Linked DNA regions of Homo sapiens: region 1 is linked to region 2. A link is a loop called in an ENCODE intact Hi-C map of the cell type or tissue named here. Cell type or tissue: heart left ventricle. All regions are shown on one strand.

Region 1 (8,000 bases), 110 kb after region 2:
GTAACTCAGAGAATTCCTGATTCTGGTTTTGGAAACTGCAGTTAGCTGACAGCTCTGCGCCTGAGATTGTTAAAACATTGAACCTTTCATCTTTAATAGGATGATATTTGACTTTAAATACTGTACTGTTGATACCAGAAAAATGAGTCTCGGTTGTAGGCTGAATAACACACCGCCCCCACCAAAAGTTGTCCATGTTCTAATTCCTGAAAGCTGTGGACATGTTACTTTATAGGGTGAAAGGGATTTTACACGTGTGATTAAATTAAGCCTCTTAAATTACAGAGGTTATTCCGGATTACCCAGATGAGCTCAGTGTAATCAAAAGGGTCCTTATAGGAAAGAGGCAGGAGTCAGAACACATATAGAGAAAATGTAAGGACAGATGCAGAGATTGGAGGGAAGAGGATAGGCTTTGGGTTTTGAAGACAGTGGAAGGGCTTATGAGCCAGGGAATGTGAACAGCCTCTAGAAAGAGGAAAAGGCAAAGAAACAGATTCTCCCCTAGAGCTTCTAGATGATGTGCAGTCCCATGGACCCATTTTAGACTTTTGACCTCCAGAATTTAAGTGTATAAATTTATATTGCTTTATACCAGTAATTTTGTGGTAAATTGTTACAGTGGCAATAGAACATTAATATAGTCTTGTTTGGAATTTTTTTCTGCTCTGCTGAAAACTAAAGGAAAATGTAGCTTCTTCTAGCTCCCCTTCACGAAGAGCTGGGCAACAGACAGAGAAATGACTTTCCCTCTCTGCCCCTGTTCCTTTTATGGGTCAGTTCAAAAGTCTTTTCCTTCGTAAGGCCTTAAGTCTGTCCTGTGACCTCTCATATCAGGTTGCTCTTATGTCCAGGACTATAGATCCATTCTGAGACTGCAATGGGATGAAGTTAATAATCATGCTGTGACAATAGAGATAAACTGGAACTGTGCTGGAACAGACGGTCACCAAACCCATTTTGTTTTGCCTTGAATTACAATTAGTTACTTAAATGTCTATCTCCGTTTTCTTTTCCTCTCTATTCTTCATATTTGTCATCATCACCAACATCACTATGATGAAATTTATATTTAAAAGTTCCATCACAATTACCATGTGTCTGGCACACATCATGCACCTTACATTAATAACTCATGAGTCCCTGCAGCAACTACAGGAGGACAGCACTAATGTTATCCTCATTTTATATGGAAATCATTGAGGCATAGAAAGGCCAGGTAACTTATTCAAAGTCACACAATTGGAGGCAGCAGGGCCAGGATTCAGTTTCAGACAGTCTGGCCTCTTCATTACTATTCCTGTTTTGTGTCCCTAAATGGGACTTTTCACAGCAAAGGTGCTAAGTTGTCATTTGAAAAGTAAATGACACCTGAGTTCACACACTTACACTCTTATTCCTAAATACTGTGGAAAAACAGGGTTTGGAGTAAAAATAATAATGTCAATATAATAGTTTTGTTCTGTCCAAATCTCTGTGGCAAAATTTTTAAAAACCTATCCACACCAAATGTTGTCCTTAGTCTTTTCAGACCTAAATTAAAAGTATTAAATTGACTTGGTGAAATGAGTTATTAGAAGAAACATATACATTTTTAAAGTTGCTTTTTCATTAGAGCTTTGCCACAATGTCTATAAGTGGAGATAGCAGCTGTATTTTCCTTAACGGGTCAAATGCTTCCAAACTGTCCTTGACAGTAGCTAAACACAAAGGACATTTTTGCCAAAGGTTCATGGAAAAAAGAGATAACACTTAATTAGAAAAGATGAAGCGTTTATATGACTTAAGTGAACTCTTTCGCTAAATTTGAGATAAGTCGTGTTTAAAACAGCCCTGGCCTGAGATTGCCAGTCAAATATGTGTTAGTAAACAGAATAATCCTTGATTTTGATTATCCACATACTTAATGCCAAGAAAAATCACAGTCCTAAAAAAAACTTGGATCCCAAGAAATTAGGTAGGATTGATGCTGCTTTTCTTCCATGTAAAGCTCTGCTTTCCATGTGAACCATAATGTATTTAAATAAAGTGCATTCAACCAACTTAATACAAGAGATAAAAATAGAATTACCTTAATGATGTGTATAAATAGGAACATGATGTGATTAAAAAATGATTTTTTTTTTTTTTTGAGATGGAGTCTTGCTCTGTCGTCCAGGCTGGAGTGCAGTGGTACAATCTTGGCTTACTGCAAACTCAGCTTCCTGGGTTCACTCCATTCTCCTGCCTCAGCCTCCCGAGTAGCTGGGACTACAGGCGCCCATCACTATGCCCAGCTAATTTTTTTTTGTATTTTTAGTAGAGATGGGGTTTCACTGTGTTAGCCAGGATGGTCTCGATCTCCTGACCTCGTGATCCGCCTGCCTCGGCCTCCCAAAGTGCTGGGATTACAGGCTTGAGCCACCGTGCCCGGCCAATGATTTTTTTCAAAGGCTGGATTATTAAAAATAATATGGACATAAATTTACTTTTTAAATGTCTTTATTGGATACATAATTTTAAACCAAAAGACAATTAAGTTGATATAAAATCTAGTCTTTTTTTTTCTTCATAATTGTTAGAGGGACTTAAATCAGGTTTAATCATTCAGGTTCTTCCAAACTTAAAACAAAAATAACATACTTTTCTAAAATATGTGTCTGGACAATTTCAACTAATTATAAATGAATTTATTCCCATATTCCAATATAGTAAACTTTTATTTGATGCACACTGTATCAAGTAGAAAATAATCATTCTCACAGATGTGTGTGTGTGTGCATACACATTCCAAGGACAAGGGTAGCTAAAATCTGCACATAAATCTAATTTTTCTCAGATCGATCCCATTAAACTAATGAACTCAAATCTTATGGAAAGTTTGAGAATCTAGTAAACTTCAAATGTATTGATTAGTAGATATGATTTTATTGACTGTTAAAGAGCAAACCATTTGCAATCTTCTGTCTTTATCAAAAAACAAAACATGCATGTAAGGCCTTGGAATATTTGATACTCTATCCTGATTTAAGTCCTGCAGATAGCAAATTCCTGTCCTCCTCCACACTCCAGGGAGCTACTCTTTCCAAAATAAGTTCAGAAGCTTTTTTAATGCATGACTGTGCTCAGCCCAGTCCTGTGGGAGGTGTGGAGAAAGAAAGGAATTTGGCTAGGGGAATTGAAACATATTAAAAAAACAAAACACAACACAATAACAACATTAAAAAAAACCCCACTAATCTTTTGATTTGGCTGCAGACTAAAGAGATGAGTCTGTAAACTGGATTTAATAATTTTCCAGTATCTTGAAGGGTCAACTCCCCCTCCATGTATTGGAACTAAAAATAAAGAGAGCTGCTAATTTCAAAACCCTGTTTTAGAGTATAGATCTTAAAATGTGTATGTCTCTCTTTTATTATAGCTGACATATTTAAAGTGAAAATGAGATGGGTTTTCCCCCCACAGGAAAGGCTATATTACACCAAACCAAACGATAGCATTTAAAACTGGAATAGTCCAAGTCTTTACTGAGGCCCACCATTTCCCAAGAAAGTCACTGAAGGTGTGATTTATTCAAGACACCAAGACCCACATCTTCCACATTCAAATTTTAGCATTCTATCCTTTTTAGTTTTTGTATGTGTTTCTCTAAAACTTGGGAACATTTCCATGCAATGCAAATAGAGTTGTTGTGGAAGAAAAATAAAGCATTTCATTTCCCAAATACAAATATAATGCAAAGACACATGAGTACCTATTTTCCAAAACCACATTAAAAATGTAAAAAAAAGTAGAATTTTAAAATTATATAACCCAATATATCACAAATCAGTTCAACATGTAATTTTTAAATTCTGTGTATCTGAACTCTTGTATTTTACACTAATAGGCCAACTCACTTTGGACTAGCTACGTTTTAAGTGCTCTGCATTCACACCTGGGTAGTGGCTGCTGTGTCTGTGCAGTTCCTATGTTTGTGAAATGGAGGGTTAACACACAGAGAGCTCTTTACTTCTTTACTGCACTGGCTTTTCACAGCCATTGACATGCTAATGTGCATCATGCATACTTATTAACATCTGTTCAGGCAATGCTGTTGGACATGCTGCACTACACCATGTGGCACCCTTGTGAAAAACTTCTTTATGCCATTGGATTTTGAAGATATGGCTAAGAAATGACACTGGATTTTGAAGATATGGCTAAGAAATGACACTGGATTTTGAAGATATGGCTAAGAAATGACACTGGATTTTGAAGATATGGCTAACAAAGGTCTTAACTCTAGATTTTACACCCAGCTCTGCCACTTCCTAGATAGCCAACATTGCACAAAATACTAACCTCTCTTAAATGTGTTTCCTTATATAGAAAATGGAAATTTTACCAATATTGCAGGACTGCTCTGATGACTAAATGAGAGCATTAGTAAGGTACCCAGAAAAGTACCTAGCACACAGTAGGCACTCAATAAATTATGTATGTATGCATTTTCTCTATATATTTATGTATCTCTAACATATTTTAAATAATGGAGGAGTTCGTGGTTTTGAGTAAATCTTACTATATGAGTACATTTTTCAAGGTCTTGATTTAGCACTATTGTATAAATCTGCATCTAGAAGCCTTAAGTGTAGGAGGATCAGAGGTGGGGCTCTCAGAAAGAAGAAAGGGCACTTTTTACTGGCTTTCCTTATGCCAGCTTCATACTGAAGCTTTCCATTGCAGCTTCAGCCAGAAAAATGCTTTATTAGATTTAGACAAGATTCCTTTCGAAGAAGAAGATTCATAGTTAAAATTTGTAACTTACTATGTTAAGAAATTCAAGAATGGTTAAATGGTTTAAACGTATGCTCAAGTCTGCAAAAAAGTTATATTTATTACAGGTAAATTGCCTTGTGAAGTAGATTGCTAGGACAATTGGTCACTTAAAACGGAAAGGTAATTACTTATATTTGTAAACAGGAAAACATGTTATACTAAAATTGAATGCTGCAAAGTGAGTCCTATACAAACCATATTAATGAATTTGCTGCTGGGATAGTCCGCATTCCACAAGCTACAAAATTGATACCTCAGTACTATTTAATAGAAATTAAAGATAGAGCTGTTTAGAAGTAGCTTTGACTTAACTTTACTCTTGATTTTCAAAAGTGAAGGAAGGATCAAAGCTAAAACTCTGTGAAGTTTCCACAGAACATAATTAAAATTCAAGAGTGCACAACAGAAAATCCAAGGTAATATCCAATCTTCACAGTGGTTTATTTTGAAGACTAGCTTTACACTGAAATTGTACAAACATTTGTCAACTTAGTAAAAAATAACTGCAAAATTGTATGTCTAATTTAGCAAAAACAAAAAATCCTGGTAAAATAGAGAATACACAGATAGTGTGTTTGCACAGGAATAAAATTAATTATAAGAATCCCTCCATAGACACTGCAGTTGGAAAAGGAATTTCTGTGGCCCTTAGGCTCTCAAGAGTCCTACTCTATGTACAGATGGTCCCCAACGTATGATGGTCCAACTTAACAATTTTTCAACTTTACATTGGTGCGAAACTGGTATGCATTCAGTTAGAAACCATATTTCAAGTACCCATGCAATCAATCTGTTTTTCATTTTCAGTACAGTATCCAAGAAAATTACATGAGATATCCTTTATTGTAAAATAGGCTTTATGCTATCTTGTCCAACTGTATGCTAATCTAAGTGTTCTGAGCACCTTTAAGTTAGGCCAGGCTAAGCTACATTTGGTAGGTTAGGTGTATTAAATGCATTTTCAAAATAAGGTATTATCAACTTACAGTGGGCTTTTCAGGACTTAACCCACGGTAAGTCAAGGAGCACCTGTACTTTCTTCTAGGTGACAACTTCTTTTACTAAAAGTGGCACTCTTATCTGCTAAAATAGTCTCTGTCTAGTATTCTATGCATGTTTCCTCAAATTATCTCATTTTTAATCAATTAAAAATATTTTGGCCAGGTGCGGTGGCTCACACCTGTAATCCCAGCACTTTGGGCGGCCGAGGTGGGCGGATTACCTGAGGTCAGGAGTTCGAGACCAGCCCGACCGACATGGAGAAACCCCGTCTCTACTAAAAATACAAGATTAGTTGGGTGTAGTGTCGCATGCCTGTAATCCCAGCTACTCGGGAACCTGAGGCAGGAGAATTGCTTGTACCCGGGAGGCGGATGTTGCGGTGAGCCGAGATCGCACCATTGCGCTCCAGCCTGGGAAACAAGAACGAAACTCTGTCTCAGGAAAAAAAAAAAAAAAAAAATTAAATTTGAAGAACTAGCTCCTTCAATGACAGTGTTTCCATCCACTTTACGGATGGAGACCTAGGAAGACGGGCAGTAAAATCAAAGAAGCTGGAAATATTTGACCTTATACACAATACTCAGGAAGATTTATTACATGGTGGGACTATTCCAGTTGAGGCCTAATCAGCTCTGGCTTGGACAATTGCAGCTGATTCCTGTCTGTGCATATTTGGGTGTCTCTGGCCTCTGGACTTGATGAAATGTGAAATTTCGTAACTTTTAAAGTAACTACAAAATCCAACTAAATAAGAGAAATCACAACAGACACCAAAGCAAACAGTAATTGGTTTAAAAAAATGCCTGGGAAACAGGCCAGTGGGATTGTGAAACGTAAACTTCTTTATATAAATGCATTTCAACTGTTAAGAAAGGGTTTTGAAAAGAACTAAAAAAGAAAACTGGCTGGGCGCAGTGGCTCACGTCTGTAATCCCAGCACTTTGGGAGGCCGAGGCGGTCAGATCACAAGGTCAGGTGATCAAGACCATCCTGGCCAACATGGTGAAACCCCCCTTTACTAAAAATACAAAAATTAGCTGGGTGTAGTGGCGCATGCCTGTAATCCCAGCTACTCGGGAGGCTGAGGCAGGACAATTGCTTGAACCATGGAGTTGGAGGTTGCAGAGAGTGGAGATTGCACGACTGCACTCCAGCCTGGTGAAGGAGCAAGACTCCATACCAAAAAAAAAAAAAAAAAAAAAAAAAGAAAATTTCCAACCTAACATTAAAATATAAACTCTCTCATACTATTGGTTACATTAAAACGACAGAAGTGTCCTCAAGTTGATTAGAGATTGCATTTTCTCATTTTCCAGTATCAATATGTGAGACACTTAGTTTTCATTATGAAAACGAATTATGAGAGTTTTGTTTTTGAGGCATTTCATTCAAAGCACGTATCAACAACCATTTGTTAAGCACTGATTATGATTTTAAAGGCACCTTAAAACTATTATTTATAATCAAATAACAGCAAATTGTATTGACGGCTTATACATTCCACACTCCCCTCTAGGTACTTAACATGTACTGTGAACTTATTTAATGCTGACAACAACCATTAAAATTAATGGATTATTTAATCCTTATTTATTTTCAGATGATATAAATGGAGGCAGAGCAAAACTAAATTATTTGCCCAGATTTTCCCAGTTAATAAGAAATTGAGCCAGGATTTGAAGCCAGACGGGGTGCCAGAGCCTAGGATTTTCACCATCACTTTCTACTTCCAACATAACACACTAAGCAATGATGATGCTACCATCTGTAATAATGATTACAGTATCAACTAAATTCATTTACATAAGGTGGTTCTGCAAACGGCAAATGATGTAAAAAATGGTAACTGTGCTCTTAAGTAGCTTCACATCTAAGGAGTAAAAAATAGCTCTGATGAAAGACATTAATAAGTATCTCCTTTTTTAAATCTGAAAAACTATTATGGCTCAGAGGAACTCAAGGGCAGAGTGGGGATAGGCGAAACACTACTTACACATTTTCTGGAAATAAGGTAGCATCTTTGGGGTCCTCTGACAGACATGGAGTCAGAAGCTCTAGGTTTAAAACCTTCATCTGGTCTTGCTCAAGTTAATTAACCTCTTTAAGCCTTTTTTGATCTCTAGTTACTGTCAGTATTCAATGAGAACATATGGATTTTAATCAGTACTTTTTCAGTAACAAACTGAATTCGATTAAAC
Region 2 (8,000 bases):
TATGACCAAGGGTGAGACTCACTACATAAGAGTTCCAGCTAACTATTTTTCCTAACAACAATCCAATCTATTGAATTCATCCCCTATATTTCACTGCCCAATAATTAATTCGAATCTCTGTTTCGTCTAACCTAAGCCATATTTCTCCATCTTGGCTCTAGGTTATTACAAGGGGCAATGTCAGTGCTTTGTGGAAATCCAAGGCTTTAGTTATTTGATCAGTGTTTTATTAATGTGCTGAATTCTTTCAAAATACCTATTAATCTTAAATTATATGAGATTTTTCTACATTCAGTAAAACATCTCTACAAATCAAATATTTTTTCTTTCATATTAATATTAATATAGGTATAAAATAACCTATCCAAACCATTAAGGACCTGAAAAGAAGCCTTTAAAAGTCAATGAATTTTATGTGTAAAATATATTCTTTCATGAATATGTAAATGTATGCTAATAAATTTTCCACTTCTCATCCAAAATCTCAGAAAATGACAAAATACAAAAGGACCTCCACAATATTCACATCACTTTTTAAAATTTGTTTTTTTTAATTGGCAAATAAAATTGTATATACTTATCATGTACAACATGTTCTAAAATATGTATACTTGTGAAACGGCTCAGTTAAATTAGTTAACATATGTATTACTTCATCACTTTCTAAATTATTCAGTTCACTTACAGACTCACTGTTTCCAAAATAGATAGTTTCTTTCTTATTGATTTTTTTTTTTGCATAATAATGAACATACCACACAATAGCAAAGCATTTTTCCAGATACTATTGTGCATGGGGAGATGGCTATACAAGAAGTGAAGACCCCTAAGTCCTGATTCTTATCCCTGGCTCAAGATATATTTAGTCTGTGATATTGGGCAATGTTTTAATCTTCCCAAGCCTCAATTTTACCTTAATTTTTAAACATAATATAAAATGAGAATAAGTTAAGTCTACAGGCTGGAATTTCTAACAGTATTGTAAAAATTCAATGAAATAGGTGTGTGTTCTTTCTACAGAGACAGATGCAGACTCAAGGGGTAATTGAAAAGAACTTATTGAAGGGTCTATTTACAAAAGTGTGGGCAGCATAAAGAAACTAACAAAAGATGGTAAAATACCCAAGGACTAGTCACAACAGGAAGAATTTACCACCCCTAGACCCCAGAGGACAGAGGAAGGAGCTGTTTCTAGAACCAGGTACGAGCCGAACCTGTGGAAGAGGGGCTTGCTGTAGCTATGGGTAAAGGAACACAGTCATTGCCAAAACCCCAAATAGTTCTTTGTAGATTCTGGATATTAGCCCTTTGTCAGATGGGTAGATTGAAGAAATTTTCTCCCATTCTGTGGGTTGCCTGTTCACTCTAATGGTAGTTTCTTTTGCTGTGCAGAAGCTCTTAAATTTACAAGAAAAAAACAAACAACCCCATCAAAAAGTGGGCAAAGGATATGAACAGACACTTCTCAAAAGAAGACATTTATGCAGCCAACAGACACATGAAAAAATGCTCATCATCACTGGTCATCAGAGAAATGCAAATCAAAACCACAATGAGATATCATCTCACACCAGTTAGAATGGCAATCATTAAAAAGTCAAGAAACAACAGATGCTGGAGAGGATGTGGAGAAATAGGAACACTTTTACATGGTTGGTGGGCATGTAAATTAGTTCAACCATGTAGAAGACAGTATGGCGATTCCTCAAGGATCTAGAACCAGAAATACCATTTGACCAAGCGATCCTATTACTGGGTATATACCCAAAGGATTATAAATCATGCTACTATAAAGACATGCACATACGTTATGCTTATTGTGGCACTATTCACAATAGCAAAGACTTTGAACCAACCCAAATGCTCATCAATGATAGACTGGATTAAGAAAATGTAGCACATATACACCATGGAATACTATGTAGCCACAAAAAAAGGATGAGTTCATGTCATTTGCAGGGACATAGATGTAGCTGGAAACCATCATTCTGAGCAAACTATCACAAGGAGAGAAAACCAAACACCGCATGTTCTCACTCATAGGTGGGAGTTGAACAGTGAGAATACTTTGACACAGGGTGGGGAACATCACACCCCGGGGCCTGCCACGAGGGTGGGGGACTGGGGGAGGGGTAGCATTAGGAGAAATACCTAATGTAAATGATGAGTTAATGGGTGCAGCACACCAACAAGGCACAAGTATACCTATGTAACAAACCTGCACGTTGTGCACATGTACCCTAGAACTTAAAGTACAGTAAAAAAAGAAAGAAAGAAAGAACCCAAATAGACAGGGAAGGAGCAGGGAGTAAACACCCTGACCTCCCTCTCCTCCCCTCCTCTGATCACCTGCTGATAATTTTCACTGAGTAAACTACCCAAATTCGGCAGAGTCCCAGTAATGCATTCTGTAGAGGTCACCACCAGGGGTACAGAGCAGGATGAAAGGAGATAAATGAATAATCTGGAAGAACAATTGGAGAACTTTCAGCACAACATGAAAGCTGGTTTAACCCAAAATGTGTTCAGTAAATTGTTTAAAAAATATTAAATGAAAATGCAATATAACAGTGAAAGCTATCATTCTGTATGATACTATAATGATGGATACAGGTCATTTTACATGTGTTAAAACCCATAGAATGTACAACACAAACAGTAAACTCTAGGCACATTTTGGCTTTAGTGAAAGATAACATATCAATATTAGCTCATCAACTGTAACAGATGTACCACACTAATGAAAGGTGTTAAGAACAGGGGAACTCGGTGGCAGTGCAAGGGGTGTACGGCGCTCTCTGCACTTTTTGCTCATTTTTTCCCTACAGACCTAAAACTGCTTTTGAAATCTATTAATTTTTTTAAAAGTTATTTTCATGACTAATACTCATTGAAAAATATCTAATCATACCCAAATTTCCACCAAGTTATTGCATCTATGAAGATGAGGTGATGATGTAACCACCATATAACACTGACTTACAAGAGGTTGACTCTCAGGCCTGGGAAATACATTTCCCAGATGTATTTCTGGGAAACCTCCAATTGCAGAGAATTAGTGTGACTTTCTCTTCTAAAATCTCCATTTTTATCCCTTGGTTCACTAATTTAGAAAGACAAAATCCTTCTTTGCCTCTCTCTCCATTTCTGTCCCTTGATTCACTAAGTTAGAAAGACAAAATCCTTCTTTGTCTCTCAGTGAAAAGTTCTTCTTAACATACTCTGTATGATCATTGCTCTTGAAGTGGTTAAGTTTTCACTTAAAGCTAAGCAACTTTGTTTTCATCATATTTTAAATGTGAATGTTCTTTGCCCCTTAAAGAGATTGGCAAAATAAATTTGGAAATGTTTTCATGGTTGTTATAATAACAGTAGATATATTTTGCTGATAATTTTTCACTATGGTGACAAAGGAAATAAAACATTTTAGGCAAAAAAAATACAATATGATTGAAATACACTTAGCTTAAAATCATATGTCAATTTCTCTTAAAAATCATTTATTTCAACATGATTTATCATATTCTTATGGTAGGTGCTCTAAAATGTACATTACATACCAAAATAATGAGAGTCTACATACTGATATCTAATATAAAGGTCTTAGTATTTTATATTATTTTGATATAAGACAGAACAACAAGTGTTTGTGAAATCCTGTTACTGTTCTCTTTATGTGATAATTTACACTTTAAGCGCAAAATTATAGATGTTATTTAACATCAGATTAGAAAAGAAATCAAACTATGTAAACAAGCAAACAAAAAATTAGACTCCATGTCTCAAAGCAGATACTAGATACGCAGCAATAGATTTTAGAGATTGTTCCTGATTGCACTACCAGTAGGAACAAGTGTGGTTGGAAAGAATATGTAGCCAGCTGTCTCTTCTCTAGAGCATAGGGTAGACTTATCCTTTCTCTCCTTCTCCTCCATCTCCACAGCAGTCCCCTGAAGTCCAAACACCCTGCATCCCTGTGTCAAAGGAGGGCTCTGATAAATGGCTTTCTCCAATAGGCCTGTTTTGTCCTCAAGGGTTGTCACCAGAGAGCACGGAATCCCCAATCTTTAAGGTGCTGAGGTCTAGCAGCAACAGCTGAGCTGCTTGGTGCTTCTGAGAGATTTAGCATAAATTAGGGCAGTTCACACAGTTTATTACTTTAATGATAAGACTAAGTTCTTAGTCACAGAGCAATGTTTCAAATATGTTTCTATGTCACCTTTTGTACCCTCGTGCACATAAATGCAAACATTGTAAGGATATAAACGACTCTTTCTCGTGTTATCTGTGTTGTTTGCGTGCACACCCTAATCCTAGGAAGGCTGAGGAGCAAACTGTCACACAGGGATATGAATGCTTTCCGGTTTGCAGCTGCAGCTGTTGTTTGCAGTGCCTGATGCCTTTCACAAGCTTTTTTCCTCATCCACATCTATTCAGTGACTTTGTTTGAAAAAGCTTACCCCAAATTCCGAGTTTACTTAGCCCTGTGACCTCCCAGAAATCCATAGCAGGTTAAATCTTCTACGGGATTTTATCACAGAAGAGCAATAGCTCAACAGCTGTTAAAAAAAAAAAAAAAAAAAAACTTATAGGCCCTCTTTAATTTGTTATGCAATAAATAATTTTTAAAAAGATATTTCAAAAACTCAATCCAGGATTTGCCCCTCTGGCCAAAGGGAGTCTATACAGTTGAGCCTTCTAAGAATTACTTACACAATCTCTTGTTATTTAAGGAAGAGAATGTTTTGGCCAAGAATGGACATTTTGTAAAATTAAGATGAACAATAAAATCTTAGTAGGTAATGGGTTCAGAAGCTACTTCACAATTTGTTCTTGGCAAAATTACCAAGGGTTCTGTGGCTCTGCAACACCCTGGAAAAACATTTAAGGGAAAGGATGCAACAGGAAAACAGATTACAGCTCCCTCAAGTGAGGAGTGGAATATTTCTTCTCCTGTAGCCAATGTTTGCATTTGTTCCTGCAGATCTTGGGAGAAAATGAACAAGGACATCCAGTGGAAGTTTTGGAAATATGTCAATAACTTTATTTTCCCCTGCCCAGGAAAGAGAAAAAGAAGGAGGAGAAAAATTAATTTATTCATAAAAATATATGCAAAACAAAGCAGGGAAGAAAATATGCATACCTACCATAAAATCCCTCTTTGATATTTTACAACTAAATTAGAAGGATCACCACCAGCAACAGCACACATTATATATGCAATGGTAAGGTAAGAGAGAGGAAAAAATGTCATTTGGTTAATATGCATAAATTCAGACACATACACAAGGAAAACAGGTTAGCCCCAAAATCGTAGTGAGGGTTTAAGCTTTAATAATTTCAGAAGTGGAAATGCTACAAACTTTAAAAACAACATTGTTTGAAGGCTTAATTATTTAGTTTCTTTTAGACTTATTCAGTTTTATGCAAGTCAAATAATATCTTTTTAATCTTAACTTTTTGTTTCAGTCCACATTTGCCATCATGTACATATGTAAACAAAGCAGAGTTGAAAATACACATAGCAACAAGCCATGAGGTTGGAGTTGGGTTTTACAACTTCCTTCTTCCAGTATCTAGTTCTTGCCCCTTGTCTCTCAGCTGGCATTTCTGGTCTGGTTGCAGTTCTTTACCTGGTTGGGTGACTAAATATTATTCCTAAAGTGTTCCCAGTAGTATTAGCAGCAGCAGTAGCAACAGCAGCAATAGGCATTAGTAGTAATGGCTAAGAGTGCGTAAAAGCAACCCTAGCAACCCTATTTTCCCCTAATAATCAGAATCAATCATCTCAGACCTTTAACTCTTCCCTTGTCCATTGAGTCAGTGGTATAAGGAGCTCAAGGTGGTTCCATGGAATTCTCAGTTTCCAGTTGAATAGAACCATTTTTGTGTGTGTGTGTGTGAGAATTAAACTCAATAATCCAGCAGAGTTCAAAGTTACAGAAAGAGAAAACAAAATTTTTACTGGGTGCATTGTTGAGGTAACAGGGCAGGGAATATTCCCACTCCAGCCCCTTCGTTCTCAAAGCCATGTGTCCTGACTATTGTAGAAACAGCATCATGTATTTATTAGTCATTATTGCTATCAATTGCTATTGGAATATATTGTACATCTTGTCAGAAGATACCTTGGACTTGCAAGCTTTTATGTGTATGTGTTGGCTCTTCTTGTCCTCCCAGCAGGTGACGTACTGTTTCTTCAATAGACCATCGGGCTATTTCATTAAGACAGCATCTTCAGACAATGTGGTACATGGTAGCACCAGTAAGTCTCACTGATATGAGTGACTACTTTCACTGTAAAATGAGCTCTTTGGTCCGAAGCCATATTATGTGGGATACCAAGTGAGAGAATAAGGTATTATACGCAGGTGGTGATGCTGGTGAAAGCAATGTGGGGGAAGAAATACAAATTTATATCCAAATTATCTTTTCTAAAGGCAATGTTTTCTTCCCTTCCAGAATGGCGGGGGTCCAAAGTAATTATTCTGCCACTGACTGGCTCACTTGTCACACTAGGAAATGGTTCTATATCAGGGCCTCGGTTTGGTCTACACTATTGGTTGTTTCATTCTTTGGCTGTCATGATTGCCACATGAGCTTTCTCAGAATAAAAATCTTTGTTTAGACTTCATCTTCATAATGGCCATTTTATTCATGAATCCAGTGATGAAATGACTAAGAAAAGAGGCAAACTGACTTGCACAGAATGGGTTGTGTACAACTATTATTGAAAGCCTTCTCTGGAATGTTTTTGTGAGCTTTCACATACACTTTCACTAGATATCTCTGTTACTAAGCCTCCTACTTTATATCCTGTGTGATGGTTTCCTGTAGAAACTATTGTGAGAGAGAAAGAGTTTATATAGTCCTTAGGTAAGATGATGAAGACATACTACTGTCTCTGCCAAATGAAAGCAAATTGTTTTCTGTTGTTTTTCACAAATTATATTAAAAAGTTCCAGATAAATACCCGAATATTAACTATATACTGGATAATAGGAGCTAAATTGATTTACTCCATTAAAGATACCACATCTGGAACAGCAACCAAAATTAGAGTCACCACCTGATTAATTTCATGACAATCAACAGAGATTCTGCAAGATCTGTATGTCTTCTTCACAAAACAAATAGTTGAGTTAAATAGGAATGTGATATTTAAAAATTTACTCTGCATTTTCACATATTTGATAGTGGCAGTAGTCTGCAACTGCCCTTGATTTGGCCTTAATTTTCATTTATTGCTTTGCTAGAGAGAAGCACTCCCTCGGCTTCTATTTTTCCCTTCCTATTATAGTGGCTGTCTTCTAAAGGGCAGAAACCCAATGTGGGGACTCTGTCAGTTGCTGAGTATGACTATTACAACTTAATAGACATTAGTACACATTCCAACATGATAGACATTATTGGCAGCCAAAATCTCACGTATTGCCTGATCACAATAAGACCAGTCTCGCCGTAGCAGTTTGAAGCTCCATGTTTTAGGGTCAGTTTGGGACTTACGTCCAAAAATGCCTTAGAAATCTGGCCATTTGCATTATTCAATGCATGGTGTCCCCTGGGAAATTGCCATAGTTTAGTTGATGGAAGGCTAAAAGGATTATTCGTAGTACCTACTCATGGTAATTTTGTTGGGGTTCTCCCAAAGGGAATCTGCTTGTTCTTCATTCAAAAAGTTCTGGATCTACGTACTAGATTAAATATGGCATTTCAGTGAGAGGCTGTGACTCTGCTTTGTAGTGACTCAATTCAGATCTCTAATCACTAAACCTATAGTTTTATTTTTCAATCAAATATCCAGATCAAGTATATATTATACAAAATGTTAGTAGGCTGCTTAACTATCAAGTCCTAGACCCAGCCAAGCCACTCTGCTGTACCCTTCTTCCCTTTATGGTAATTGAACCTCCTTGTGTCTGGCAGTTGGTAGTGCTACTATTCGGCTTCTGTCATTCTGAGATCTTTTATTTCTTTAAAATCAATGAGTCCATGTAAGA

Evidence for each region. Peaks named below come from ENCODE experiments on the same cell type or tissue, not always from the same donor. Only the 100,000 strongest peaks of a DNase experiment are listed, where the experiment ranks them.
Region 1: it touches region 2 in a loop (1.9-fold over the local background); 2 of 110 quality-filtered maps call a loop at or near these places.

The regions. Positions count from the first base shown.
Region 1 is chr7:80,220,645-80,228,644 of GRCh38, reverse strand. It overlaps GNAI1 (G protein subunit alpha i1), which reads right to left. Exons shown (of 8, transcript NM_002069.6): 8 at 2,464-8,000. Among named protein-coding and RNA genes, the nearest start is that of GNAI1, 90 kb to the right of the region's middle. In heart left ventricle, no CTCF peak of the experiment used is centred here; no DNase peak of the experiment used is centred here.
Region 2 is chr7:80,331,948-80,339,947 of GRCh38, reverse strand. LOC105375373 (a long non-coding RNA gene) reads left to right here and starts at 4,995. Exons shown (of 5, transcript XR_007060401.1): 1 at 4,995-5,225; 2 at 6,184-6,265. In heart left ventricle, a CTCF peak has its summit at 4,959; no DNase peak of the experiment used is centred here; H3K27ac peaks cover 1,581 bases.